7 separate regions of the Homo sapiens genome follow, and all the other regions are linked to region 5. The links are chromatin loops, found by intact Hi-C in ENCODE. Cell type or tissue: CD4-positive, alpha-beta T cell. All regions are shown on one strand.

Region 1 (4,000 bases), 290 kb before region 5:
ACTCCGCAGGAAACGTTACTCAAGACTGGATTATTTGATCAATGGGATCTATGTGGACATCTAAGGATGGAACTCGGTGTCTCTTAATTCATTTAGTAACCAGAAGCCCAAATGCAATGAGTTTCTGCTGACTTGCTAGTCTTAGCAGGAGGTTGTATTTTGAAGACAGGAAAATGCCCCCTTCTGCTTTCCTTTTTTTTTTTTGGAGACAGAGTCTTGCTTTGTTGCCCAGGCTGGAGTGCAGTAGCACGATCTCGGCTCTCACCGCAACCTCCGTCTCCTGGGTTCAAGCGATTCTCCTGCCTCAGCCTCCTAAGTATCTGGGATTACAGGCATGTGCCACCACACCTGGGTGATTTTTGTATTTTTAGTAGAGACGGGGTTTCACCATGTTGGTCAGGCTGGTCTCAAACTCCTGACCTAGTGATCCACCCTCCTCGGCCTCCCAAAGTGCTGGGATTACAGGCATGAGCCACCACAGCTGGCCCCCTTCTGTTTTATGTTTGGTTTTTGAGAAGGAATGAAGTGGGAACCAAATTAGGTAATTTTGGGTAATCTGTCTCTAAAATATTAGCTAAAAACAAAGCTCTATGTAAAGTAATAAAGTATAATTGCCATATAAATTTCAAAATTCAACTGGCTTTTATGCAAAGAAACAGGTTAGGACATCTAGGTTCCAATTCATTCACATTCTTGGTTCCAGATAAAATCAACTGTTTATATCAATTTCTAATGGATTTGCTTTTCTTTTTATATGGATTCCTTTAAAACTTATTCCAGATGTAGTTCCTTCCAATTAAATATTTGAATAAATCTTTTGTTACTCAGTAGTGTTCTCATAAGTAGCATGTCCAGCTGGATAACTTTCCATTTATTTCCACTAGCAAAATGATTATGTGGTGAAAATATGCGTTCCACGTTAAAATGACAACCCCCCCTTTTTCCCATCAGTGAGCAAAGAGCTTCACTTGGGAGAATCTAGCGGAATGTTAGCCCACATGGAGACAATGATAAGTCAGTTCTGATAAATGGCCATATCCACTTGGGATCTGTTCTAGTTAACTTGTGTGTGTGTGTGTGTGTGTGTGTGTGTGTGTGTGTGTGTGACAGAGTCTTGCTCTGTCACCCAGGCTAGAGTGCAGTGGCGCGATCTCGGCTCACTGCCAGCTCCGCCTCCTGGGTTCCCGCCATTCTCCTGCCTCAGCCTCCCAAGTAGCTGGGACTACAGGCGCCCGCCAACACGCCCAGCTAATTTTTTATATTTTTAGTAAAGACGGGGTTTCACTGTGTTAGTCAGGATGGTCTCGATCTCCTGACCTTGTGATCCGCCCGCCTCGGCCTCCCAAAGTGCTGGGATTACAGGCGTGAGCCACCGTGCCCGGCCTCTAGTTAACTTTTTAAAGAAGTATTATAGACATTTTCTAAACTTGTACTAAGTTAAAAATGTACCACTATTATTTTATATCCTTACTTAAATTGACCAGCAATCAGTCTAAGCTTAATTTAGAACAACATTGGAAATAATAACTAGCACAGGCCAGGCGCGGTGGCTCACGCCTGTAATCCCAGCACTTTGGGAGGCCGAGATGGGCAAATCACGAGGTCAGGAGATCGAGACCATCCTGGCTAACACGGTGAAACCCCGCCTCTACTAAAAATACAAAAAATTAGCCGGGCGTGGTGGCGGGCGCCTGTAGTTCCAGCTACTTGGGAGGCTGAGGCAGGAGAGTAGTTTGAATCCAGGAGGCGGAGGTTGCGGTGAGCCAGATTGCACCATTGCGCTCCAGCCTGGGCAACAGAGCCAGACTCCGTCTCAAAAATAATAATAATAATAACTAGCACTAACATGATGCTACAATTTTTACTGGTTACCAATTAAAATTTCTGAGAAAGGCTTTTAATAAAGTTTTCCAGACAAGTTATAGGTGAGGTAACAAAGAGTCCAGAAGTCCCCTGGGTCAGTTTGATACCTCTTTCCTCTGGACTTCAATTTGCTTATCTGCAAAACAGGAAATTTGATCCCTTCCAAGTGTCACCAGAGTTTTTAAAGATAAAAATGGAATTCAGATGCGAACTTAATACAGTGAGCACTAGAGGGCAGTAGCTGGTTAATAAGTACAGCAATTAAGACAAATGCAGGAAATGACAGAAAAGGCTTTTCTTCTCCTTCCTCCTCACCTCTTCCTTCCTCCTCACCTCCTTCCCCTCTGCTCTTCTGGTACCCCTCCCCCATTTCCCTGGTTTACACTAAGTTCATAAAGTACATTAAGAGGAAAGCTGGTCTATTGAAAATACTACTTTTCTTATATTTTCCAACTTAACAGCTTGACACAAATCTCCAAGGGGTTTACATAAGCTTTAAGTAGGCTGAATAAATAAAACCTTGAGTCAATTTAACTTAACAAGTATTTATTGAATATCCACATGTAGGCCAGAATCAGATTAGTAACCAGGTGCCTTGGAATTTTAAAATTTCTCCTCTCTTTATTAATGGATTTAGCGAGTGGAAATCAGGCTTTCTGTGATGGTTTATAAAGGTATTTTCCTGGCTCTCTTGGAGTTCTCTGTCCACCTTGCTGCAGTCTTTGTTGTGATGGGGAGACCACATGGGAGCGGTCCAGATGAGTGATGCTACGGGCCCAAACTGTTAGTGGCCGTGAGGATATAGGTTGTAGGGGACATCTGGAGTGGAAAGAGTGCTCTTCTCACACAGCTCTCTCTACTTACTGCCCCTAGGATGGTGGGTGCAACTGTGGCAAGGGCAGTCAGGGTAGGGGAATCCCTTAGAGGAATTCAGCAGTGACTAGTCTGGTTAGCCTTTCCCACAAGGCCCATTGAGTTATGAGCCCCCTCCTTTGGTTTGTAGAAAGAGAAGGTAGCAGCCTAGAACAGGTGAGAAGATGAGGTAGGTCCTTCTGCTCAAACATCCTCTCTCCGTATTTTACCAACACGATACTGACCTAGGTTAAAAAGCTACTCTTGGCCAGGCGTGGTGGCTCACGCCTGTAATCCCAGCACTTTGGGAGTCCAAGGTGGGTGGATCACCTGAGGTCAGGAGTTCTAGACCAGCCTGGCCAACATGGTGAAACCCCATCTCTACAGAAATACAAAAATTAGCCAGGCATGGTGGCAGACACCTGTAATCCCAGCTACTTGGGAGGCTGAGGTAGGATAATTGCTTGAGGCCGGGAGGGGGCGGTTGCAGTGAGCCAAGATCGCTCCATTGCACTCCAGCCTAGGCGACAGAGCAAGACTCTATCTCAAAAAAATAAAATAAAATAAAATAAAAATAAGCTACTCTTAGCCAGGCACATAGTGGCTCACATCTGTAATCTCAGCCCTTTGGGAGACTGAGGTGGGAGGATCACTTGAGCCCAGGAGGTCGAGGCTGCAGTGAGCCATGATCACGCCACTGCACTCCAGCCTGGGCGACAGAACGAGAGCCCATCTCAAAAAAAAAAACAAAACAACAACAACAAAAAAAAAACTAAAAAACTCTTAAAAAACCTGAGGACTCCTGGATGAATACTGTTATGTGCCTGTTTCTCAATTACCCCTGGCCTGAGTGAGGAACTTTTGGAACTCTTTGGCTCCCAGACTGTGGTGGGCACTACCGGTCAGCTGCCCAGCAGCCAGCCCTAGTCCCACTTCTGCCTCATTTGTTACAGGTTGGAAGTGCCAGGTTCAGGGATGGGCCTGTGACCCAAGTTTTAGCTGAAAGGAAACCTACTAGGGACTTCTAGGAGAGATTTTCTTGCTTGTAAAGGGAAGGCTGCACAAGGAGAAAAGCCCTTTCTAACCACATCCCCTTATTTCATGCTTGGGATGCTGACCATGTGAAGACTTGGTTGTTGGAGCTGTGGTGGCCTCCCTGCCATGATGAGGGGAGAAGGCACTGCCACACTGAGCGTGGCAGTGGGTACAGGAAGAGTCCAGTCTCCGGGATGCCTTGGTTAATTGACAGGACAAACCCTGGAACTGCCAACTTCCATCTTGTTCT
Region 2 (4,000 bases), 220 kb after region 5:
GCAAAGTGCTCTCAAACACATCATCTCATTTGGCCTTCACAGTCACCAGGTGAGTCAGCTGCATGGGCATTATCATTCTTACTTCCAGCTGAGCCACCTGAAGGGAACGGGGCTAAATGGCTTGATCAAAGTGGCCCAAGTAGACGGAGGGCCAGGATCAGAATAGAGATCTTCTGGCTGTCATTCCAGGGCTTGTCTAATGCACCAACTTGCAAATCAGAGGTGGCACCACGGGTCGGTGTCCTCCAAGAGGACTCTCCATGTGGACCAGTTGCCTTGCAGGGTGATCCTATTCTATTAGGGTATGATGGGCATCAGGAAATCATGGAGAAGGAATTAGAACCTTGTGTTTTAGTCCTGGCTTTGCCCCCTGCCTTGCTTGGATAGGACTCAGCTAAGGCACTCACTGTCTTTGAATTTGTTTTCTCATCTGGAAAGTGGGAGTAACTTCTTTTTTTTAATCATGCCCATCTTGCTGTGAGATCAAATGAGGCCATGGATGTGAAGGTTCTTCGACATGACTATAAAACATCACTAAGTCCTAAGTAGGTATCCTATTCTGGGGCGTGATTTGACTTCTCCTGGGAAGTATGTGAACTGATGAACCACAGGAAAGTGGGGTGCATCATTTTCTGTTGTGTTAGGGCCTCTGTTTCCTTCTCCTTTAGGCTTTTGCTGGGACTGAGCTCTGGGTTTTCTGCGCTGAAGCTGCAGAAGCAGCCCCCAGACCCTGCCCCTGTACCACAGCCACCTTGGATGGCAGTTCACATCACACTCCCCGGGAAGGGCTGGATGCAAGGCAGAAGCAGGCGAAAAGAGGGGCATTCTGCTCACATTTCTTTCCCTGCAGTACATTTTTGTCTTAACCCCTGCATTCCTAGACATCTGTACCCTTTTAATTTCTTGGTGAAAGCCTCCTCGTTGTATACTGCATTTATGTTTCTGCATAACATTTCCTTAAAGGAAAATGATGCAAACCACATCTCACAAAGCCTGAGAGAGGGCTGCAGAGCTTGACAAGGAGAGCCATCGATCTGAGCCCTTTATGATGTGGATGCTAAGCTATGCCAGCCTCTGAATGCTGGTGTCAGACCCAGGCATGACTCACAACACACACAGCTGGGCTAAGATCATAGAGAAATAGTGGAGAGTGTTTGGGGTGATCTGTCTCACACTCACTTTGGTGAACACATTTATGATCTTTCATGTCTGCAATACTTACTCTGAAAAAAAAATTTGTTTACCTGTCAGGTTTGAGATCGAATGATCTGTAGTTTGAACCCAAAGTATTGAAAAAAAAAATTTTTTTTTACAAGGTTTTGTTTACAAAGCCAAGAAAAGATAAAACATTTTAAGTTGGTACTGCCCTCGAAAATTATGGTGGATGTACACTTGGACTTTCTAAAACAAGATCTGAATAAAATAAGACACTTAACATGAAAAACTCTATTTAACACAATTTAATCTTTCTTTGATTCCTGAGTGGGTAATTCGGCATTTTACAGAACTTTGGGGTCACCATTATAAATATCAGCTGTCACTGTACTGGTAAAATATAAAATGTACCAGTTAATAATAGCTTTGCAATTCACAGAAAATCAGATAATGGAGGTTTTACCGTAACTGGAATTATGATGTTAAAAGAATCAATGCACTTTTCCAAAAGAGCCTAAATCATTTCTAGGAAATAATTCATGCCTTGTAAGAATTTACAAGGAAGTGCTTGATACTCCCTGGAAAAAATCAGTAGTTCTTCATTATTAAGTTTTCATTTTGCATGTGTACTTCATTGTATTATTATTGTGGTTAATCCTATGTCCACGGCCCTGGCCTCGAACCACACAGGCTCTTCTTAAATAAAGTGGAAGATTTCTTTGGCCTGTCCTAAATCCAAGGAACAATATGCAACTCTGCAAGTGCATATCACAAGAAGTCTTTTCAAGGTCGTGCTCTTGGTGACCCTTTGTTTAAAGGAATTTGGGCTGGATTTATAGTTGTCAGTTCTGAAGAATCAGGAAAGGGCAGGCCGTGAAGGGGTGGGGGAGGAAAAGAGAAGGAAAGAGGGAGGGAGGGAGGGAGGCAGAGGCTCATACCACACAGTACTGAGCCACCAAGGACAGAGTTTCTACACTGTTTCATTAGAACATGAAATCTACTCTGTTGTCTATGCGTCTGCTGTGAGCTGAAAAGAAGTCAGTTTACTTCCTCAGCATCTGGGGTCCCATAATTCTGAGTCGTGGCCACATTACCTCTGCTACTGAAAAGGCAAGAGCTGGGTTGCTCAGACAGCCCCGCAGTTCACACTGCCTGTGCTGCAGGCAGGAAGGTTTCCACCCAAAGGCCGGCAGAGGGAGGGTGTGCCCCTGGCGGGTGGGCTGGGGCTGGGGTGAGGAGGGGCAGGGAAGAAAGGGAAGGAGACTTCCTTTTTAATGCTGGTTCTCTTCTCAGTCCAATCCAAGTCTCTCCATGGAAGGATGGAAAATTCTGATTTCCTGTATCTCTTTGAAAACAATGAAATCCACTCTCCCCGGAGGGCAGGTTTGCTGAAGCTGTTGGCTCCGGCTGGCATGCACAGCCTTGGCTAAGTAGCCACACAGCACAGCATAGACATCCCGGCGAACTGAAGGCTCACAACCAGGAGCCTACCCCATGCACTCCCTCCCCAGCACCGGGTCACCGCAGCCAGGGTTCCTGGGGCCTCCGGAATGTCAGGGAGCCCCTCACTGCCTCTTGGGTGGCAGGAAATCACTAAGCTATGAGGATAAAGACCAGCCGGGGTCTCCATGCAGCTTTAGGGCTGATTTCTATTTCCCCTTGTGGTGGTGAAGCAGATTTCAAACTGCACTCAATACAGTCCCCAGCACAGGAGAAATGAAACCCTTTAAATCTTAGGCCTTCACGCAGGAGCCTCCCCTGCAGCTTTCAAACTCACAGAAGCCTTTTGTTACAGTCCTAGGAATGTGTACTTAGCAGAGAAAGCGTGGCTTTGTGGTGGCTGTGAAAGAATACTGAGGGCGGTGGCGGGGGAAGAAGAGACCCGCCTCTGGTAAGATCCTCTCCCGAAGTCTGATGGCAGCCAGTCTCAGAAAACAAGAAAATCCACCCAAGGACAAGGTACTCAACCACCCCCAGGGCTCTCCCAAAAGTGTCGGAGTGAGAGGAAGGAAAGCACTAAATATATTTGAGTATGTGAGTGAGCACAGGGGGAGGAGTGAGCTAAAGGGGTTTTACTGCATTGGTTGCTATAATTTGTGGGGGGTTCCTAAGAATTATTCCCATATCCTTCCCCAAGGGAACCTGTGAGGAAACTGGCAGCTGCTTATTGTGATCTAGTGTAACAGCACATAGTACAGCCAAAATACTGCAAGGAATTAGAGGCGGAAGGGGCCTCAGGACTGATCTTCACCAGTTTTCTGGTAAGATTTGTGCAAAACTCCAGTGAAGAGTGTGCACGCGGTCAATTTCTCCAAAATGGGAGAATATCTACAATAATGAGCAGAAACATAATAAAAAGCATTCTGAACAAGTGCAAGAAGACTCCTAATAAATATCTTATTACATGTAGCATATTTTACAGTGTTCTATAAATTTTAGGTAGACTAAAACCAAGGCTTAAAATGAGTTAGCATTGGGACATTTTTACTGCCACATGTGTCTGATTGCAAAGCGATGCTTTTAGACAGGGTTAGCCTTCTGCAAAATTCTTAAGTAGGTGATTCCATCTCAGCTTTCCAGTTCTCTGCCCTTTTCCCTTCTAGGTGTCATAAAATAGCAGGACCAGCACAGGTTTTGGACCAGGCAGCTCTGGTTTAAATCCCAGCTCTGTTCCTGACTGGCCTAGGACCTGGTCAGGTCATCTAGTCTCCTGTCTTCATTTCCTCATCTGTAGAAACTGGATCCCAACTCACAGGGATTGTTGTGAAAATTTTACGTGTGAAAAGTGCTGGACCTTAGCAGGCACTCAGAAATGTTATTTTGCTTCGTTCCAACCAAATCATCC
Region 3 (4,000 bases), 310 kb after region 5:
GCTTCAAGGTTAAGGAAGGAATCATCAAATTGCCAACAGTCATACCAAACAGGACAGGGAAATTGGCTATTCCTGTCACATCTCCTTTCCATTAATTATTAAGTAGTTGACTTAGGGAGCAACCCTCTCAGATTCGGGGAGAGTCCATTTATGAGACATGAACTCAAATCTACCACACAGCAGCCCAGTCCCCCCCACCTGATCCCACATGGCTGCCTGGCAGTTCTAAGGGGCTTCCAAAAAATTCTCCAGTTAAAGGCACAAAACCTTTGAACAGGCCTTCAATTCTAGTGCTCCCACCCAGATGAGACTACTCAGGAGTTGAGATAAAATCCTGAAAACATGGGCAAAGTTCAACTGACAGCTGCCCCTTCTAGGCCACGAACTGGCACACCTGGCCAGTTGGCAACGGTTCCTTCCTTCAGCAGATCTTACCTGCCTGAGCAGGAAACGGTGATAAGGCTAAAGCTAGTTCATGTTGACTGTCACGCTTTCTCACACTTGAGCAGAGCCCAATTTAGAAATAGCCTTAAACTGTTGCTTCAGTTCAGTATGTCACAGAGCCATCAAAAATAATAGAGAATGTATGTCAAAGTGTTTTGTAAGCTGTAAAGCCCAACCTACCGTAGTACATATTATCATTTTGATATTAAATAATGCTAAAGAAGAATATTAAATTGTAAATAAACATTGATAACTATGGAACCATGTAGGTATACGGCTAAAGACTTGAAGTCAGATACGGGTAACTGGTAACTATGCAAAAAGGCTCAATTAGAAAAAAATCTTTTCAGGTGGTTTAAACATTTAATGAACAATAAAGTGTAAATGGTTTCCTTTAATTATAGATGTCTATGATCCAATTCAATAGTGAAGCTAATGTCATAAATCTTAACCTGAAGGGGATTTCTAGGTAGATTTCCTCAAGTCCAGCCCTGCGTCCTCTATGACTGCAAAGTAAATGGACCTTTTTTTTTTAAGGCATAGACAAGCAGTCCTCAACCTTTTTGGCACCAGGGACTGGTTTGGTGGAAGAACATTTTTCCACGGACTGGGGGCAGAGGGATGCTTTCAGGATGATTCAAGCACATGACATTTATCATTAGATTCTCATAAGAAGCACACAACCTAGATCCCTCACATGTGTCATTCACAACAGGGTTCGTGCTCTTACGAGAATCTAATGCTGCCACTGATCTGACAGGAGGCGGAGCTCAGGTGGTAATGCTCACTTGCCCGCCACTCACCTCCTGCTGTGCGGCCCAGTTCCTAAAAGGCCACGGACAGTACTAGTCTGCGGTCTGGGGGTTGGGGACCCCTGGTATAAACTGTTCTTACAGGAGGTATAAAAGTGCTTGTCACTGCATAATCCACCTGTAATTTACTCCTCTGTGCCGAATAAACAGCCAGCTTGAAGAAGGAGTAGACAGGTGACAGAAGCCTTTACATAAGGCCCATGAACTGAAGCACAGGCCTCAAGTGTTATAAGAAGGGGAGGCCGGGGAGCGGTGGCTCATGCCTATAATCCCAGCACTTTGGAAGACCGAGGCGGGCAGATCACTTGAGGTCAGGAGTTCGAGAACCGCCTGGCCAACATGGTGAAACCCCGTCTCTACTAAAATTTTAAAAATTAGCCAGGCGTGGTGGCGCGTGTCTGTAATCCCAGCTACTCGGGAGGCTGAGGCAGGAGAACTGCTTGAGCCCGGGAGGTAGAGGGTGGAGTGAGCTGAGATCGCACCACTGCACTCCAGCCTGGGCAACAAAGAGAGACTCCGTCTCAAAGTAAAAAATAAAAATAAAAAAAAATTTAAAAAAGGAAGAGGAGCTACTTTCTCCGCGGGGTCTCCTGTCATGGAGCCACCAGAGGGGCTCACACCTGCGGGCCACCAGGCCCTTAGGCCTCTTCCCTGCCTGTGATGCAACCTATACAGACGTGTGCTGTAACGCTGGCTGCACTTTTCATGACCATGTACGTCACAGATCCATTCCCCCCACGCTTTTAATCAAGCCTCTTAACTAGAAAACCAGCTCCAAGGAGGCTAAAGGGTCTGTTTTCTTAGGTCTTACTTCTTCTTCTCTGAGTCTTTCTTTAGGATGATTATGGCTCTCCAGTGACTTCACAGGTGACACCAAAGAGGGAGATGAGGAACAAAGCAATGCACAATGATCAAAGGGAACAGATACCACAAATAGAACAGAAAGCTCCCAGGCACGCTGCCACCACGAGGGAGAGGGCCCTAAAGGATGGTTTTTACACCACAGCGCCTACACAACAAAAGCTGGGTCTGTGAGGTGTGCGGTTGGCTTGCGCCCGCCTGCGGGATGCCGGGCATGTCTGCGTTATATAAGGTTTCTCCTGTACTGTGCTCTCTTCTGGGAGTCAGACAAACTCCCCATTCAACAGCTCTCAATCCAGGGTGGTTGTTTATAGATATGCAAGGGCAGGCGACCTCCTCAGAGCTAAAAGGCAAGTCCTCTGCATGCTGGTGTTCCAGCCGTAGTTCACCTACCCCCACAATACAGACAATGTCTCTTCCCTGACACAAAAGCCACTGTGCGTGCCCTTTCTCTGAATTGCTGCAGACTCAGATTCAAATCCTGGCAATGATATTTCCCAGCTGTGTGATTTGCACAAGTAACTTGGTCCCAAAGCTCGGTTTCCTCACCTGTAAACTGGAGATAAAAACACCTATCTTGAAAGGCTGTGCAGATGAAGTGAAGTGTATGTGTGTGTCGATGGCTTACACTGCAGTGTGACAGTGGCTGGAAAACAGGAGTCATTTCTCTGCCTCTCTCTAGCCTAAGTACTCATATGCTTAATCCTGAAATAATCTGTACTTTTCTTTTAAGACAGGGTCTGGCTCTGTCACCCAGGCTGGAGTGCAGTGGTGTGATCACGGCTCACTGCAGCCTTGAACTCCTGGGCTCAAGCAATCCTCCCACCTCAGCCTCCCAAGTAGCTGGGACTCTAGGCATGCCCCACAGCTGGCTAATTGTTTTTTCTAGGGATGAAGTTTCACTATGTTGTCCAGGCTGGTCTTGAACTCCTGGGGGCAAGCGATCCTCCTGCCTTGCCCTCCCGAAGTGCTGGGATTACAGGTGTGAGCTACGGTGCTCAGCCCTGTACTTTTAAATTATTTGTGTATTTATAGTGTCTCCCCACCTAGATTATGAAGGAATCATGCCATTTTCATTTTTACGACCTACTGTATGAGCTAAGTGCATAGTGGGTACACAAAATTACCTGTGGCCTAGGCTACTGCAAGAGTGGATCATTTCCCCACATCCAAGGATATCTGGTACTGTTTCCTGAGGAAATGACTGTGGGTTCTGAACACAGCTGGTCTCCCCTCTTTTCCTTCAGCTCCTCACACTCCTTCTTCCAAACATACCCCTTGCCATTTCAAATGCCCTTAAGAATTCTCATGAGCCAAGTTATCCATTCATTTGGTCATTTCTTGAGTACATTTCTAGAGTACATAAACATTTCTTTAGTATGTACTATAGGCCAAATATAAGAGGCACTGTGGATACACAGCTGGATGTAGAAATAGCTAATATACAATTCTTGCCTACCCTTGAAGCAACTGGAGGGAGTCAGATGGGAAGTTAACTGTCTTAGTCATGTTGTACTGCTAGGAAGGAATATCTGAGGCTGGGGAATTCATAAAGAAAAGAGGTTCATTTGGCTTACAGTTCTACAGGCGCTACAGGAAGCATGGCCCTAGCATCTGCTTCTGGTGAGGACCTCAGGCTGCTTCCACTCGTGGCGGAAAGTGAGGCGAGCCGGCGTGTGCAGAGATCACGTGGCAAGAGAGGAAGCAAGAGAGAGGCAGGGGGAGGTACCAGGCTCTTTTTAGCAATCTGCTTCTGTGAGAACTAACAGAGCGAGAACTCACTCACCCCACCACAGGGAGGGCAGCAATCTACTCAAGAGGGATCCACTTCCATGACCCACACACCTTGCATTAGGCCCCACCTCCAACACTGGAGATCAGGT
Region 4 (4,000 bases), 52 kb after region 5:
CAATGACTTGAGAACCTGATGACTTAGTCATTTTGGGAAAAGTAAAAATCCTCTAAAATCTGTAAATTTTCTCAAAATTCTGAAAAGTTTTTCCACTGAGGACTTTTTTTTTTTAAAAACCTCCCTTTTGCCCGAGAAAATAACCAGGAAAGAAATCATAAAAATGCTTTTTTCAGATCTCCCAATGTCTAAATATATCAATATACAAAACATGGTAATTTTATGAGTGAAACAAGTTATACATAATGCATTTTTTTGTTCCTAAACGAACAGCATGACTTTATATCTGTAAAGGGCACTAAAAATAAGTTTTGCATGTATTTCAATCCCCTGCCCCTAAATTTTCTTTGAAGAATTTTTTTTTGTTCTTCCATGGCTTAAAATTTCTGAAAAATAAATGTATCTAGTCTGTTCCTTTGTTCTTGCTGCCTGGTAGCTTGTGTTCTATTCCTGTGAAGTTTAGGGGTATGAAATAAACTGTTCTTTTAGCTTAACTGATACAGAAGGCTTAACTCTCTCAAACGCCTCACATTTACCTGCGGTTGTCTAGAGAGCAAAAGATGGGGGATGAGTGTTCTGTCAATGGTTTTAACCAAGTTGAGCTCCTTCATTTCTTTCCAGCTTAGTTTCCATGAGGGCCTGCCAGGTACAATAACATACAGCAAGGACTAAAGAACCATACAGCTAGACAGTAATTTGTCTTCATGACATCACTGAGAGACATTCAGGCAAAAAGGCTGTTACTAGTGTGGGGGCATTGGCAAGAGGATCAGCTTTTGAAGTCTGGACAGTGTGGTTGGGGGCCAACAGTCTTGGGCTCTGCCACCAATTCTGTGGGGCCATGGGCAGGTTGCTCATCCTCTCTGAGGCCTCCATCTATTCACTGAAGGATAAAGATATTGACACAATCTCCATGGTCCTCCTAGGCTTTAACATGCCATGCATCTATTTATCTTGGGAAGATACATTATGAAGTCAGAAGGTCAGAGGATGGATAGAAGGTTATATGTATGGTAGAGTTGGAATTTCTTGTTTCTGAATGGCACTGTGGTCTTTTGGGTAAGCATGTTCTTTGCTGGGCGGTCTTGATTTTCTATGGGGAGGATTGAAAATCCAAGGGAAAGGAAAAGAGGGTTGACAGAAGAGAATGACTTCTTCCGGTGCCAAAAAAGCTCTGTTCCATAGCAGTAATAATTTCAACAACTGCTGTATCCTGTGTGACCTTGGTATCTCTTGGGGGGTAGAGTTGGAGAAGGAATGGTTCCTCAGTTTCTGATGCTGTTTTGTTGGCTTATTTCCTTCAAAAGCCTTCCCTTGAAAGCCTGGCTTAGTTTACAGTCAGCCAGCCTGACACTGGCTCTGAGCTAGTCCTGACCCATTCTGATAATGCCTAGGCCCCTCCCCACTGCCATGGTGATGGAGATGGGCTGAGGAGCTGGGTGGCATTTCTATCCTAGTGATACAAGAGTCCGTAGGGTTCTTTTGCCCTTCCAGAAATGACGCCAAGGGCAGGATTCCCAGGCGGCCACCAGGGAGCCAGATCTTGTTTTGTCTCCAGCTTGGTTGGCAGACTTAAGAGGCTGAGATGAGCATCTGAAGTTCGGAGTGCTTCAGGCTGATTCAAAACTTAAGCTGGGTTCTTTAAAATTTTGAGTGAATTGTCACCAACGTGCAAAATGTACATACGTGCTCTTTCAAAAATGACTAATCTCCACCCAACCACACTATTTCCTTTCTTGCTGCCCACATTTTAACACCACAAGGGTGGTTCTATTTATTGTCAATAAGGCACTGCTTAGATTTCTTAGATCTGAAAATGAAAATAAATGCCTCAGTTTGTATATGAAGTGACGTGAGTTATTATGCATGCAGAAAGTAATTGTGAAAAACTGGAAATAACCTAAACTTCCATCAATGGGGTGTTGGTTAAGTAATTTATGGTAATTTATAAATGAAATATAAGGCAGAATTTAAAATGATGATATAGACATATCTTTGTTGATGAGGAAAATTGTTCTAATGTGAAAAGTGGTATGTAATAGATGACCCCATTTTTGCAAAAATAAATAAATAAATAAATTGCATATACTGTAAATTTGAAAAAAATCTGTAAGCGAGAACTCACCTAGGCATTTGTAGTTGAGAGATGAGAACAAGAATTTCTGGTGTTCAAATGGCCTTAACATTTTCTCAGAGCCTTAAAATTTTCACGACACTGTTTAGGTAGCAGCACCTTGATTTCCAATGCCCAAAGTAGTCCATGTATAAAGGATTTGAATGGCAGCTAATTAGGGGTGATGGGGTTTTAGATGGTTGTGTTTTCTACTCACTAGATTGATTCCCCCCACACACAATAAGCATGTATTGCCTTTGAAATATAATAGTAAACATAAGATAATCAGGAGAACATCCTTTGCTTGTTATGTTTTGGTTGAAATTAATTTAAACCTCGTATAGTTCAAACTGCTACATCTCCTTCCTCCCCTCACTCCCCTTTTGTCTCTAAGTTCTTTATACTCAGTTATTTTGCATAATCGTGTCCCCTTCCAATTAATGGTGATGTCTTGACACATCGCAGGTTGGGAGGAACTTTCCAAAAAGAAAACTTGTTCTTTCTCTATTTAGCCTTATAATGCTGACTTCTTGGCATTCTGGCTCACCTGCAGGGGTTGTGCATGTGGTCTGGGAAGCCAAAGGAGAAAATCAGAAGTAGTCAGAAGAGGAACTGGTCAAGATTTAACCAGTGGAGATTTAACCATCACAGTGGATAATAGAATTGCTATTCTCAATTCATCACAGCACTTAAAGAGAATTATTCATCAACACCCTTGCTGTGACCTCATGGTGGGAGGAGTGTCCTTCTTGCCCCTTAACTTTGGGTTTGGCCAAAAAGAATACTTGTTAGATGTGATGGCAGAGGCTTGAAAAGAGCTTGCGCATTAAAGCTTGATCTTTTTGTATCTCAGTGACCATGATGGGAAGAACTTTCCCCAGGCAGCTGTTATCCACTCAGCTTAGGCCCAGAATGAACACGCTTGCCTACAGCTCAACCTATAGGCTGGAGCTAAGGACAGGTTGGCGTTAAGCACAGCCGAACTGTAGCCTTGCTCAGCCTAGAGCCGCTGAACCACAGTCAGTCTTGCAGACCTGTAGACGTGAGACTAAATTCTTGTGTTGTTGTTGTTGTTGTTTTTGAGACAGAGTTTCGCTCTTGTTGCCCAGGCTGGAGTGCAATGGCGTGATCTTGGCACACTGCAATGTCTGCCTCCCAGGTTCAAGTGATTCTCCTGCCTCAGCTCCCGAGTAGCTGGTACTACAGCCATGCACCACCATGCCCAGCTAATTTGTATTTTCAGTAGAGATGGAGTTTCTCCATGTTGGTCAGGCTGGTCTTGAACTACTGACCTCAGGTGATCTGCCCACCTTGACCTCCCAAAGTGCTGGGATTACAGGCATGAGCCACCATACCCAGCGAAATCCTTGTTGTTTTAAGCCATTGGATTTTTAGGTGGTTTCTTATACAGTATTAATGAGGATAGATTATTGGGATAAATCTGCTAAACAGAACCTTGTGGGTCCCTGCTGGCTAGAAAGGGATTTCTGGCCACTTGTGCATATGGGTATATAAAATTATACAGAGATGTTATGACAATAACCTGGGAAATAAAAGAATATGGTTAACCATATTCCCATCCTTGGTAACCAACTGACACTAATTTTTGATCCAGGGCAAGTGTTTCTTTACCTGATTAATGCCTCCCAGAATTATTTGAGCTCTTCAAATTAAAGATAACATTGCCAATATTGTAGCTCTAGGTCCACAGTCATTCAGCTTGTTGTCAATGCCTGACTATTGAGTGAGTCATTATGAATAGTTTACAAGCTGGGGAGTCTAGACTGTCCTATTGACTCTGGGTTTTCTGTCAATCTAATTTTTTTTTCATATGCCCTCTTTCCTCCCATTTTAGCTTTGCTCGTGTGAAATCCAGCAGGCTGCTAG
Region 5 (4,000 bases):
CCTCATACCTGTTGGAATGCTGTTATCAAAAAGATGAAAGATAACAAATGCTAGCGAGGTTGTGGAGAGCAGGGAAGCCTTGTGCACTGCTGGTGGGAATGTAAATTAACACAGCCATTGCAGAAAACAGTATGGAGGTTCCTTAAAAAATTAAAAATAGTACTACCATATGATCTAGCAATCCCACTCCTGGGTATATATATCCAAAGGAAATAAAATTGGTATGTTGAAGAGGTATCTGTACTGCCATGTTCATTGCAGCACTATTCACAATAGCCAAGATTTGAAACCAACTAAGTGTTTAAGTGTTCATCAACGGATGGATGGATAAAGAAAATGGGGTTGGATAAAGAAAACACACCATGGAATACTATTCAGTCTTTTAAAAAGGAGGACATCCTGTTGCTTGTGACATAGATGAACCCAAAGGACATTGTGCTAAGTGAAATAAGTCAGGCACAGAAAGACAAATACTGCATGATCTCATATGTGGACTCTTAAAAAGTTGAACTCAAAGAAGTAGAGAGTAGAATAGGGGTTACCAGGGCTTTCAGGCTTGTTGGGGGGCAGTTGGGGAGATGGTCAAAGAACATAAAATTTCAGTTAGACAAGAGGAATATATGTTCAAGAGATCTATTGTACAACATTGCAACTATGATTAATAACATATATTTTTGAAAATCACTGAGAGATTTTAAGTCACCCCTAAAATGATAACTTTGTGAGCACATGCATATGTAATTAGCTTTATTTAACCATTCCACAATGTATACATATTCCAAAACATGTTGTCCATGACAAATATACATAATAAAATAAAAAAATCCTGGCACAGAGCTGGCATTTCTGAAGTGTTAATTCCTTGTAACGCCATTTCTCAAATCGAGATTCTACCTGCACGCACATACCACAGGCTTCCATCTTTGCTCTGTTTTAGTTCATGACAGCCAGAGTTGCCCTCAAGATTTTCTAGTTTTTTGGTTCCCAAACTGGGATTCCCCAGCTCTCAGGCCCTGAGAAAGTTGTAACTAGGGTCTGTGGGTTAGTTTCAACATGCTGAAATCCTAACAAAAATCATTCATGGGTGGGAGACCAGGTTAAGAAGGGATCAAGTGTCTTCGCCTTTGTCTGTGATATGGACTCACTGTGGTAACTCTGGTTGCATCATGATCATCAGAAGGCCTGCCTGACATTTATACGTCTGATCCCTCAAGACAGAAAGCTTATTAAGCTCCTATTTTAGAGATGCATTCTGGTGGGCAACATCTTTCAGAAACACTGAATTTATGGGAAAAAATAGTAAAGAAGTTAACGAGTCTGGGGCATTGAGATCCACAAAGCTTAAGTAACTTCCCAAGGTCACACAGCAAGTTGGTAGCAGTGCCAGGACCAGAACTGATTTCTGCTGACACCTCATAGCCTGCGTGTTCCACTCCTTGCCGTGCCGTCCAGACTACCTTCTTTTCCACCTGGGTCCTTCATGTCTATCAAATATCACCTTGGAAACAGGCTTTTAGTCAGGATGTTGTAGTGTCAAGGGCAACTGAAGTCTCCTCTACACTAGGACCCCAGGAATCTAAGGGAGAAGGTATTTCCGACCATTTATTATGATTTATAATTTCAGCCAGAAATTTTTCTTCTGCTTCCTTTCTCAATTAGGGAAATGTGTGCTTTAGAAGATTTTAAATGCTTGGTTACTTAAGAGAGAAAGAAAACTCTGTTGCTTGTTCATATTATTTGTGTTTTTTTCCATGCAAAGACAGGAGGTTTTCAGCCAAGGCAAATCAGAGTGGCTGACATTCCCACGGGAAAGTGGGCCGGGCGTGAGAACAGGATGTGTACCTGTCTGGAAGCTGGAGCCTTTGATGTACATCCACAAGAGCCCCAGAAGGAAGCTGTTTTGATAAGCTGTGGTCACCAGGTGGCGCTACACACACGCTGTCAAGTCCAACAGTTTTTCAGACCTGCAGGATTTTTCCAGATTTACCGAAGCAGGAAAAAACAGGAAAAACAAAACGGGTCCAGTACTTCAGCTCAGAATAGTTGAGTTGAAAAGAGGTGGAAAACCCCCCAGACAGCTTGCCCTCTTCAATCGTGTGGCAGAGCATCCACTTGGTGCCCTTCGGATTCTTTGAGTAAATGTGGAGCTGGCTGGCTCCTCAAGGGAGTGTGGAATCAGGACGTGGCTGGTTCCGGCTGCAAGAAAGTCCCGGTTATTCTGCGAGGGCGAAAGAGCTCCAGCGTTAGGGCTTCAGCAGAGGCGGTTGCTAAGGCGCACCAGTCCTTTACTTCGGACCAGTCTGACCTTAACGGGAAAGGCAATTTCCCTTTCTGTATGGGGAACTCATTTCCTTTGTTGCTTTCCTTATTTTCCTCCCAGGGTCTTTTAATTCCATCCTGATTGGGGCCTGAGAGGAGGGCATGGGTGAGGTGTGAACCAGCAGCGCCCTTTCTTCCTTCTCGCTCCGCCCCCAGGCAACACCCTCCAGCACCCAAGCCTACCCTCTTCCTCCAACGGAAAAATGCACACGGCATATCCGTGTCTGTCCACATGCCGGATTTCCCGGCCAGTTCTGATGTGAAATATCTTGAAAGTTTGCTAAGGGGCCACTTTATATTAAAAGAGGATTAAAAAATAAAGAAAATCCCATACCTCCAATCTGAAAGTCTTTTCTTGGTGCCATAAAAAAACTGAGCTATCAGCCCTCTGGTACCTTCGATTCCAGGCCAAAGGCCACTGCCTGGTGGTGACGGCCAACGTGGAGGCACCCAGGCCAGCTCCCACGGCATCTCTGCCGACAAGCAGTGACTCCAGCAGATTGTAGTAGCACCTACACAGCCAGAGCTACACCCAGGTGCTTGCTTTGCTGCAGTTTGGGAGGGATCAATGTTCCAGAGCAGCGGCTCACCAACCTTAGCATGGCTCAGTTGCTGGGCTCCACTCCCAGAGTTTTTGGGTGAATGCGTCCAGGGTGCGGCTGGGAAATTTGCATTTTTAAGAATTTCCCCCTGAGGCTGATGCTACAGTCTGGAGACCACACTTTGAGAACCACTATTTCAGAGTAAAATGCTGGTGGGAGGAAAGGAGCAGCAGGAAACAGCCGATGACTGTGGTGTGGCCGGTCTTTCTCCCAGGCGGGGTGGGGTGTGTGTGCCAGGATTGCAGGGTCACCAGGAGGGCCGGTTCTGTGGGGGCTGCTGAAAATCCTTATCCCTCCTTTCTAGACTAGTGGTTCTGAGACTTGGCAGCACATTGGAATCACTTTGGGAGCTTAAAAAAAGATACTGATGACTGGCTTCTAGCCCCAGACGTCCTGATTTAATTGGTTCACAATGTGGTTTGGGCCCTGGAAGATTTAAAAGCTCGCTAGGTGTTTCTGATGTGTAGCCCAGGTCGAAAAATCACGGTGCTAGGTCCACGTCTTACTGCATTCTTATATCCAGTCCCCAGTAAGTGTAAGTTCTCACCACCCATTCTCAAACCCTTCCAGCTGTCTCTCATACCTCCCTGCCTCAGGCTGAAAAACACTGGCACCTGTCTGAGTACTGACTTCCTATTTATCCTTCAAGACGCAGGCCAAATATTTTTTCCGTGGTGGAGATTTTTCTGGCTTTCCCTAACAGTTCATCTCCTAAAGCACTGTGGATACACTAGAACTATAACCTTTATCTTTCACTTCATCGCAATTACATTCACGTGCTGAATGTAATGATGTTTCAGTCAAAAACCGACTGTATGTATGAAGGTGGTCCCATAAGATTATAATGGGGCTGAAAAATTCCTATCACCTAGTGACGCTGTAGCCATTGTCATGTTGTAGCTCAATTACTTTATTTTAAAAATAAACAGTGTAGCCTAAGTGTACTGTGTTTATAAAGTCTACAGTAGTGGACAATAATATCCCAGTCCTTCACATTCACTCACCACTCACTCACTGACTCACCGAGAGTAACTTCGAGTTCTGCAACAGCCATTTTGGTAAGTGCCCTATACAGGTGT
Region 6 (4,000 bases), 410 kb after region 5:
TGTAGCTACTGTAAATGTGATTATTTTCTTGATTTTCTTTTCAGCTACTTTGTTATTGGTGTATAGAACACTACTGATTTTTGTATGTTGATTTTGTATCCTGCAACCTTACTGAATTTATCAGTTCTTAGAGGTTTTTTTTTTTTAAATTGGAGTCTTTAGGTATATATATACATATATATATGTATATATATGTATATATATGTATATATATATGTATATATATGTATATATATATGTATATATATACATATATATATACATATATATAAAATCATGTCATCTGCAAAGAGAGACAACTTGACTTCCTCTTTTCCAATGTGGATGCCTTTTTTTTTTTTCTTTCTCTTGCTTGATTGCTATGGCTAGGACTGCATTTTGGCTTCTAGGGGAGACAAATAACTTTTTCTCCTTCTACCCAATAGATTCTATGGCTGAGGCCCTGGAAATTAAACTAACAAAACATAGATTAACAAGAGGAAAAAAACAGATTAATTATGTGCATACATACACGTGGGAGTATCACAAAGAAAAGACTCAAGGAGACCCAGATGATTGAAGCTTATATAGCATCTCAGACTAAACAAAGGGAAAGGGGTTTGGGGCTTCTGAGTAGAGAAGACAAGTCCTGAGAAAGTAAGGCAGGAAATGTATACGTGTATGTAAATAAGGGTTATGCAGGTAAGAGTGTCTCAGGTGATGGGTTATCCCCAGGCCTAGCTCTCTTTCTGGTACAGAGGAATCTTCACCAAGAGAAATTTACTTTATAAATATAAATTTCCTTTACAAAAGGGGAAATTTATATTCTGCTTTTAGGCAGTTAGGGGACAGAAAGAGCCTTTCCTGTGTCTGTTGGTTCTCAGTTGCTTTTAGCTCAAAATAATCCATATATTGGGTGGCATATTCTGGAACCCTTTATCCCACCCTTTGAAACTTTCTTTTTCTCAGGACGTTTCATACATCAAAAGCCAAGTTTGTAGCTGTTGAGAGAGATTCGGATTAGGTGTTGCAAGATAAGAGATCTGCAAAGGGAAGGAAAACAGATTGGAACGAGAGTGAGTAAGCAGAAAAGGACAAATTTAAACACATTGCCCCATCTCACTGAACCAGTCTCTCAGTCCTGGGAATAGCTTACATTCCTACCAACAGTGTATAAGAGTTCAGTTTACTCAGAAAGTTGTATCTCAAGAGATTGTGTTGCCAGAGGGAATAGGGTGCCCACCGGTTAGGTCTCTATATGGTGCTGTAAGACATTTAATGAGGACCTTTCTATGGAAACAAAAGAAAACCAAGGTTAATAGATAGAACTGTTTATAAACCCAGTTTCTGAGGCCAGAGGGCAATCAGTTGAGAAGATTTCTGAATGTTGGGCTCAACGCATCTCTAGGTGATAGAAGGAGGACGGGCCGTGGCAGTCTGAAGTGTTTCTGGGTTTGTGGTTTGAATGTCTCTGGGAATGGCATATACAATGTGACAGTTATGGTTATTTCTCAGAGCAGAGCACGGAAGGGCCCAGTTTCAGCTTGCAGGGCTTTTTCTGGGTAGTGTCAATACGGATCTAGGCAGTCAGGTTTTAGTTCTCAGTGGTGCCAAATCAGGTGAGATTAAAATCAGAAATGTTAATTACTGACAAAATGCAAAACACAGCAGGAGTCAGTTTACAGAGAGGTTAAAAAAGCTGAAAGGCAGTGAACACGGCTAGAATTTGACAATCCACAAGGGTGTGCTATAGTTTTCAATTGAAACAGCATAGTTCTCTCTACAATCACCCCTATTTCTATGAAAGATAATCAAAGTAACACTATTTTTGTTGCAAAATAAGTCAATCTCATTGACCTTGGCCTGATTATTACATAAAAATAGCAAGAATAATGATTGACAATGTAAGCTCTTTTTGAGTCTGCTTTGTTGCAACTTTTAATAAGGAATTTCAGGTTAGACTGTTAAAGCCTATCAAAGCTGGAAACCAATCCATCAGCCTTCACCAGCAATACCTACAGATTTGGGTGAATTCCTTTTTTCTTGAGGTCCCCAAAATATTTTCAGCTTCCTGGGCCTACCAAGAAGTGACCTTTTTTACTCACCTGTTAGGTTGGGAACCCTGTTAATCAGGTACCAGGCCAATATTTCAAGGGGCTTTTTAAGCACTGGCTTCATAAAGTCAGCATTAGTTTTGTTACCAGAAAGGGGTCCTGATCTAGACCCCCAGAATGGGTTCATAGATCTCAAGCAAGAAAGAATTTGGGGCGAGTTCATAGATTACAGTGAAAGTAAGTTTATTAAGAAAGTAAAGGAATGAAAGAATGGCTACTCCATAGACAGATCAGCGCCAGCACTGCTGGTTATTTCTTGATGATATGCTCAACAAGGGATGGGTTATTCATGCCTCCCCTTTACAGACCATACAGTGTAACTTCCTGACGTTGCCATGGCATCTGTAAACTGTCATGGTGCTGGTGGGAGTGTAGCAGTGAGGACACCCAGAGGCCACTCTCATCACCATCTTGGTTTTGGTGAGTTTTGGCCGGCTTCTTTACTGCAACTTGTTTTTATCAGGAAGGTCTTTATGACCTGTGTCTTGTGCCGACCTCCTATCTCATTCTGTGACTTAGAATGCCTAACCATCTGAGAATGCAGCCCAGTAGGTCTCAGCCTCATTTTACTCAGCCCCTATTCAAGATGGAGTTGCTCTTGTTCAAGTGCTTCTGACAGTTCCTTAAAACTGTCTGATGTTATCTGATTTTATGTGCATCATCCTAAAATATGATATTCCAGTGAAAGCCTTGCTAATATAAGTAATATTTCAAATTGCATTCTGTTATAAGGACAAGAGATTCTTACTGAACATATGTAAATACATCACCATGAAAATAAGAATATTCAATAAAGATTTCCGAATTCTGGAAGGATCGGGTGGGGAGAAAAAGTGAATGTTTCTGGCGGGGCATGGTGGCTCACATCTGTAATCCCAGCACTTTGGGAGGCTGAAACTGGAGGATCACTTCACTGGAGGATCACTTCAGCCTGGGCAACACAGTGAAACTCTCATCTCTTAAAAAAAAAAAAAATAGCTGGGCATGGTGATGCACATTTATAGTCCCAGCTACTTGGGAAGCTGAGGTTGGGGGATTGCTTGAGCCCAGGAGTTCAAGGAAGCAGTGAGCTGTGATCGCACCACTGCACTCCAGCCCAGATGATAGAGTGAGACCCTGTCTCAAAAAAAGTAAATGTTTTATCTTTTCATCTTTGTTCACAAAGGTATACTTTACCAAGTTACTGTAAGTTATAGATAGCTTAAGAAAACAGAGAAAAAGGGTTTCTTAAATATGGAAAAACATTAAGGAACCAGTAATGTTTCAAACAAAAGGGCCATACACATTAGAATTATTCTTATCAGTTCATTCAGTCCCATGGAATTAATTCTTGTTTTGCTTGATGCTGTATTTGCAGCTTTATGAATTCATGTTTCTTCTTTAGTGTTTTGGAAATCTTTACCCAATCCAGTGGTATAATCTTAAATACTTGAGAATACCTCTCTGAGTCTTTTCCATGGTCTCTGGGAAGATGAAGCATTTTCACTTGTTGATTGCAAAAGCATTCAGAGAAGAATTATCATAAAACAATAATTGGCTGTGAATGGCAAAAGACTTACAAATAACCATGATTAAAGATCTGATGAGAGTTCATTATAGTGCAATTAACAAGGAAATTTGGTTATTTCTGTGGCTTACAGCATTTTATAATAGTAACTGTCCAGATAACACTGTATCAGGACATATGAACAGCAAAGATTGATAAATATCTAGGAACTTTATACAGTTTTGAAACACATATTAATTACGTACCTATACAAATATAACATAAAGAAGGTTAAGCATCATATTTTAGTTGACGATGATTCTCATGTAATTTAGCGTATCAAATAAATCTAATTAGTGTAACATCTCTTTTTTTCAATGTGAAAGAGCAAATCCTTTGAGATTTTCAAGGAGAGTTCTGT
Region 7 (4,000 bases), 1.3 Mb after region 5:
TCATTCTAAGGCAATTACTATAGTAAGTGACTGGAAAACAAAGTAGCTCTTTTCTATTTGCCATACTACATCCATTTGTCATGTATCATCTCAGTGAATATGTAGCATAAAATTATGCTTGACATACATATTCCTTTATGTTATTGATTTTTCACTGTTCAATAGGAATATTATGTTATTGATTTTTCACTGTTCAATAGGAATATTATTTTGTCAACTATATGCACTTGTAATATGGCAGAATGGATTCTTCTTCATCACAAACCCAGTCCCTCATTTATAAGTAAACAGAATAAGGATTTGTAAAGGAAAAAAATATTTTAAGTTTTGGATGATTTTAGATTTCGGAGTGGTTGCCAAAATAATAGAGAGTGCCTGTATACCTTTCACTTACCTTCCTTTTATGTTTGCCTCTTACATAACCATGGTACAACTATCAAAATGAAGAAGTTAGCAGTGGTAGAATACTCTCAACTACACTATAAATTTAATTTAAATTTCCTTTTTTCCACTAGTGTTCATTTACTGTTTCAGGATTCCATGCAAGATCCCACCTTGCATTATTTATAACTTCTTAGTTTCCTCTAATCTGTGAGAGTGTCACAGTCTTTCCTTGTCTTTTATGACCTGTATATCTAAGAAGAGTACTGGTCAGCTGTTTTATAGAGTGTCCTTCAATTCGTGTTTGTCTGATTTTTTTATAACTAAACTGCAGTTATGGATTTTGGAAAGAGTACCACAGAGGTGAAGAGCCCTTCTCCTTGGATCACATCAGGGGGTGCCTGATATCACTGTGTCTTGGTACTTACTGATGCTGTTAACTTGATTACTTATTTAAGATGGTATGTGCCAGCTTTCTCCACTGTAAAGTTTCTACTTTTTGTTGTCCATATGTAAATGGAGTTTTTAAAAGTGACTAAACACTAGGACAAAGACAGAACGTGTCTACCTCTAGGATATTAGCAAGGATTAACCTTTGCAGTGAAAAAGTATGATTTGCTTTCAGATCCTCCATCTGAAGACAACAGGTAGGGAAATTATGGGAGCCCTGCCCTCATCCCCTTTACTGGCCAGTGGCCATCGACTTGCTGTTGAGTATTGGCTACTAGCAACTCACAGCTACCCCATTCTCCAGGTAACTACCCTTAGCAGTGGCTCTCTGACATGAAGGTATAAAAGTCTGGCCTCCCTGCCTCAAGTGAGACTAACTCTATGGAGCAATAGGTGTTCCAGACTTTTCTCTGTGGGGTTAGACTAAGCTAGTCTGCGCGTGAGACCACATTTTGCTTAGCTTTATTCCTTATCTACCCTGCTTCCTAAATCCCCTCTCGGAGAGAGCTCTCAATAAATATTCTTAAAAGCAGTCCCATTTAAGGATTGGCTTCTGAAGAATCTGACCTAACACAATACAACACTTGGAGTTATTTTCCTCTCCACCTTCACATGCAGGATCCAAGACCGCTTTTTTCTCCCTACCCAACAGTAGAGCCCAGCAGTAGAACCACTCGTCAGAATCAATGCAAGAAGAGACAAGTGGTGGCAGTGGATAAGTTGAAAAGATAGAAGGATGAGCCTGAAAAGGATTCAGAGGGGAAGCCGCCTGCCATCTGCCTTGAGTGTTCTCAGCATCAGGAACTAAAACCTTAAATCTTGGATGGAAACTCAAGAAAAAGATGTGCATGCCCCAAAACCCACCACCTTATGAAATCAATACTGGCTGCATTGTGTTTCTTAAACTCGAAGGAAAGGATTGAGAAAATAGTCTCTGGGCTACTCTACAGAAAACTGACTGGCTGACAGATCTTTTGGTGGCAAAATTCTGGAGGATGCAACCATATAAGGAAGAGGCTAAGGAAGAAGAACTAATAAAATAGAATAGCAACAACCTAACAGATAACAACAAATTTAGAAGAGGCTAATGCCATCAAACCTTACTAGAAGAGAGTTTCCGAAGGAGGAGGATGAACAGCAGTTAGTGTCAAATGCAAGCTCATTTTGATACTCATTGAGCTCATTGAAACTTTGAAAGCTAGTTTTAATAGAAAGATGGCATTGGAGACAAAACTCCTGTTGATTGGAGAGTAATTAGAAAGTGGATTCTACAAATCAAGGATTATTTTTCAAGAACTGAGTGAGCTGATACATAACTGGCTTGAGGATTAGGTAGGATTCATTTTTCTCTTTAAATAAAAGAAGATATGACTAGGAGGAAAGGGCAGATGCCAAGAGAAGAAGTACAATTAGATGTTAGAATTATCTAGTTTTCTCTAATTACATAGAATCATTCTGGATAATTATTTAGAATTATTTAAGATAATTTTTTAGAATTATCTAAAATCTAGAGGTAACTAGAGTCAGGGAAAATTAAACTTATAAAATACTAAGCATAATGCTTAAACCCTGGTTCCTCATGATGATTTCCTTGAAAGAAAGAACTTGTAATAATTTGAGCTAGTTTTCATCATATTGTGATTATGCTTCTGTATGTATTCGAGTTTTATTTTCATTAATGATGCTAGGGTGTCACCCTGTGGTAAATGTAAGTATAGCTTTGATGCAACCCACTTTATACATCATCCTATTTCTAGATATCAATTGCAACCATTTTCATGGTCCTTTTATTTTGTTCATAATGTGGCTTCCTACTTTAAGTTTATTTTTAAGTAATATATAACATTGAAAACATATAAGACCAAATATAGAATGTAAGTTACAAAAAGGAATATTAGATAAACTAACAAGAATGAAAAAAATAGGTTCTTAAAACTAAAAACATGATTTTAAAATTTAGCTGAAAACTTTGTAATGACACCTGAGGTTGACTTGTAAATATTTCAATTTTAAATTATGTTTTATATTATTTGTATGTGAAAAATGGTACTTTTTAAAATAACAAAATCCATAAGCATGGAGAGGTTCAAATGATAAATGTACAATAGTTACTATTAATCTTATTCCAAGCACTACTCTTTTAATGTTCATTGCAATAGCGTGACATATAATAGTGCAAACATAACTATGAAAAAATAATTCAATCAAGTATACTCCATTCTTGTTCATTTCATCTGGCTCCTTTTAATCTCTTTTTATTTGATTCAAATAACTTAGTCATTATTATTTGTGTCATTATTTATCATTAGCTTAGTGTAAAAGAGAGATATATAAATTATTTACATGATGAAAGATTTCAGAACTTCAGTGGAATGGGAAGCTTCGTGTCGATGCTATTTCAACAGGATTTATTTCAGTCTACATACTTCCCAAGAATGTCACCATCTCTAAATGAGAACTAATCCTTGTCATCTACTTTGGTGCCTCCATATTCTGGAAGAAGAACATTATCTCTAACGTTCACACGAACTGGTTGAATCTCTCCACCCTTTCCTTTAGAGCCTGATCCAACAGCTACTACTGTGGCTGCCAATACTTTTCCTTGAGATTTTTCCAGAAGCATAATGGCTCCTTTGGTTACAGTTTTGGCGGCACACCTTTCAACCAATACTTAGTCAAAGAGTGGAAGTAACTTTCTAAACACTTGTCCTGCCATGAGCCCTCTATCGCCGACTTTTACTCTGCTCTCATACAGTACTGCAAAGAGAGACTGACTCCCTTGGTCATTATCTTAATCCTGCGGGTCTATGGAATGTGTATCACTTGTTTGTATTACATAATCTATCAGTAAAGACGTCGAATTTAGTACTTCTTTTATGTACTACCTTACTAAGTATATTCGACCCTTACTCAGATGGTCTGTTACCTAAACGCAGTAAGTCACATCACATGTTTCTTTTGCACCCTCTACATAATAGGTATTCAGTAAATACATTCTTAATTTAAGATTAGTAAGTTGAAGAAGGCTTATCTTTACAATTCTATAGAAAAAAAACTTCTTTAATCAATTTAATTAGCATTCTAAAATTGTATTTTAATTGACCAAAGTGACAAGTGTATCAACAAGAAATTGTCCTTTGATTATTTCAATTAACTATTAGAAATGCTA

Evidence for each region. A loop is a pair of places that touch in the nucleus more often than their neighbours do. Peaks named below come from ENCODE experiments on the same cell type or tissue, not always from the same donor. Only the 100,000 strongest peaks of a DNase experiment are listed, where the experiment ranks them.
Region 1: a loop joins it to region 5, with 15 times the contacts of the local background. A loop is called at or near these places in 20 of 110 quality-filtered maps.
Region 2: a loop joins it to region 5, with 2.5 times the contacts of the local background. A loop is called at or near these places in 9 of 110 quality-filtered maps.
Region 3: it touches region 5 in a loop (3-fold over the local background); 12 of 110 quality-filtered maps call a loop at or near these places.
Region 4: it touches region 5 in a loop (7-fold over the local background); 7 of 110 quality-filtered maps call a loop at or near these places.
Region 6: it touches region 5 in a loop (5-fold over the local background); 28 of 110 quality-filtered maps call a loop at or near these places.
Region 7: it touches region 5 in a loop (28-fold over the local background); 6 of 110 quality-filtered maps call a loop at or near these places.

Annotation. Positions count from the first base shown.
Region 1 is chr12:12,326,091-12,330,090 of GRCh38, reverse strand. MANSC1 (MANSC domain containing 1) reads left to right here. Exons shown (of 4, transcript NM_018050.4): 4 at 1-4,000. The coding sequence ends at 64. Among named protein-coding and RNA genes, the nearest start is that of MANSC1, 22 kb to the left of the region's middle. In CD4-positive, alpha-beta T cell, a CTCF peak has its summit at 2,092 (motif pointing right); a DNase peak (open chromatin) is centred at 2,120.
Region 2 is chr12:11,811,662-11,815,661 of GRCh38, reverse strand. The region is part of intron 2 of ETV6 (ETS variant transcription factor 6); the gene reads right to left. Among named protein-coding and RNA genes, the nearest start is that of ETV6, 160 kb to the right of the region's middle. RefSeq lists silencers at 973-1,267, 2,493-2,787 and an enhancer at 2,654-3,316. In CD4-positive, alpha-beta T cell, a CTCF peak has its summit at 2,370 (motif pointing right); DNase peaks (open chromatin) are centred at 1,101 and 2,351; H3K4me3 peaks cover 729 bases; H3K27ac peaks cover 860 bases.
Region 3 is chr12:11,725,617-11,729,616 of GRCh38, reverse strand. All of the region lies in intron 1 of ETV6 (ETS variant transcription factor 6), which reads right to left. Among named protein-coding and RNA genes, the nearest start is that of ETV6, 78 kb to the right of the region's middle. RefSeq lists a silencer at 452-601 and enhancers at 2,232-2,281, 3,612-3,671, 3,872-4,000. In CD4-positive, alpha-beta T cell, no CTCF peak of the experiment used is centred here; a DNase peak (open chromatin) is centred at 2,206; H3K4me3 peaks cover 499 bases; H3K27ac peaks cover 768 bases.
Region 4 is chr12:11,979,053-11,983,052 of GRCh38, reverse strand. No RefSeq gene overlaps it. Among named protein-coding and RNA genes, the nearest start is that of BCL2L14, 90 kb to the left of the region's middle. In CD4-positive, alpha-beta T cell, no CTCF peak of the experiment used is centred here; a DNase peak (open chromatin) is centred at 1,762; H3K4me3 peaks cover 794 bases; H3K27ac peaks cover 2,506 bases.
Region 5 is chr12:12,031,446-12,035,445 of GRCh38, reverse strand. No RefSeq gene overlaps it. Among named protein-coding and RNA genes, the nearest start is that of BCL2L14, 37 kb to the left of the region's middle. RefSeq lists a silencer at 1,797-2,091 and enhancers at 2,543-2,642, 3,093-3,142. In CD4-positive, alpha-beta T cell, a CTCF peak has its summit at 1,951 (motif pointing right); DNase peaks (open chromatin) are centred at 1,925 and 2,475; H3K4me3 peaks cover 933 bases; H3K27ac peaks cover 1,136 bases.
Region 6 is chr12:11,620,663-11,624,662 of GRCh38, reverse strand. No RefSeq gene overlaps it. Among named protein-coding and RNA genes, the nearest start is that of ETV6, 27 kb to the left of the region's middle. In CD4-positive, alpha-beta T cell, a CTCF peak has its summit at 2,485; a DNase peak (open chromatin) is centred at 2,442.
Region 7 is chr12:10,769,854-10,773,853 of GRCh38, reverse strand. The region is part of intron 2 of LINC02366 (long intergenic non-protein coding RNA 2366); the gene reads right to left. It also overlaps the pseudogene HSPE1P12. Among named protein-coding and RNA genes, the nearest start is that of LINC02366, 22 kb to the right of the region's middle. In CD4-positive, alpha-beta T cell, CTCF peaks have their summits at 2,286 and 2,499; a DNase peak (open chromatin) is centred at 2,533.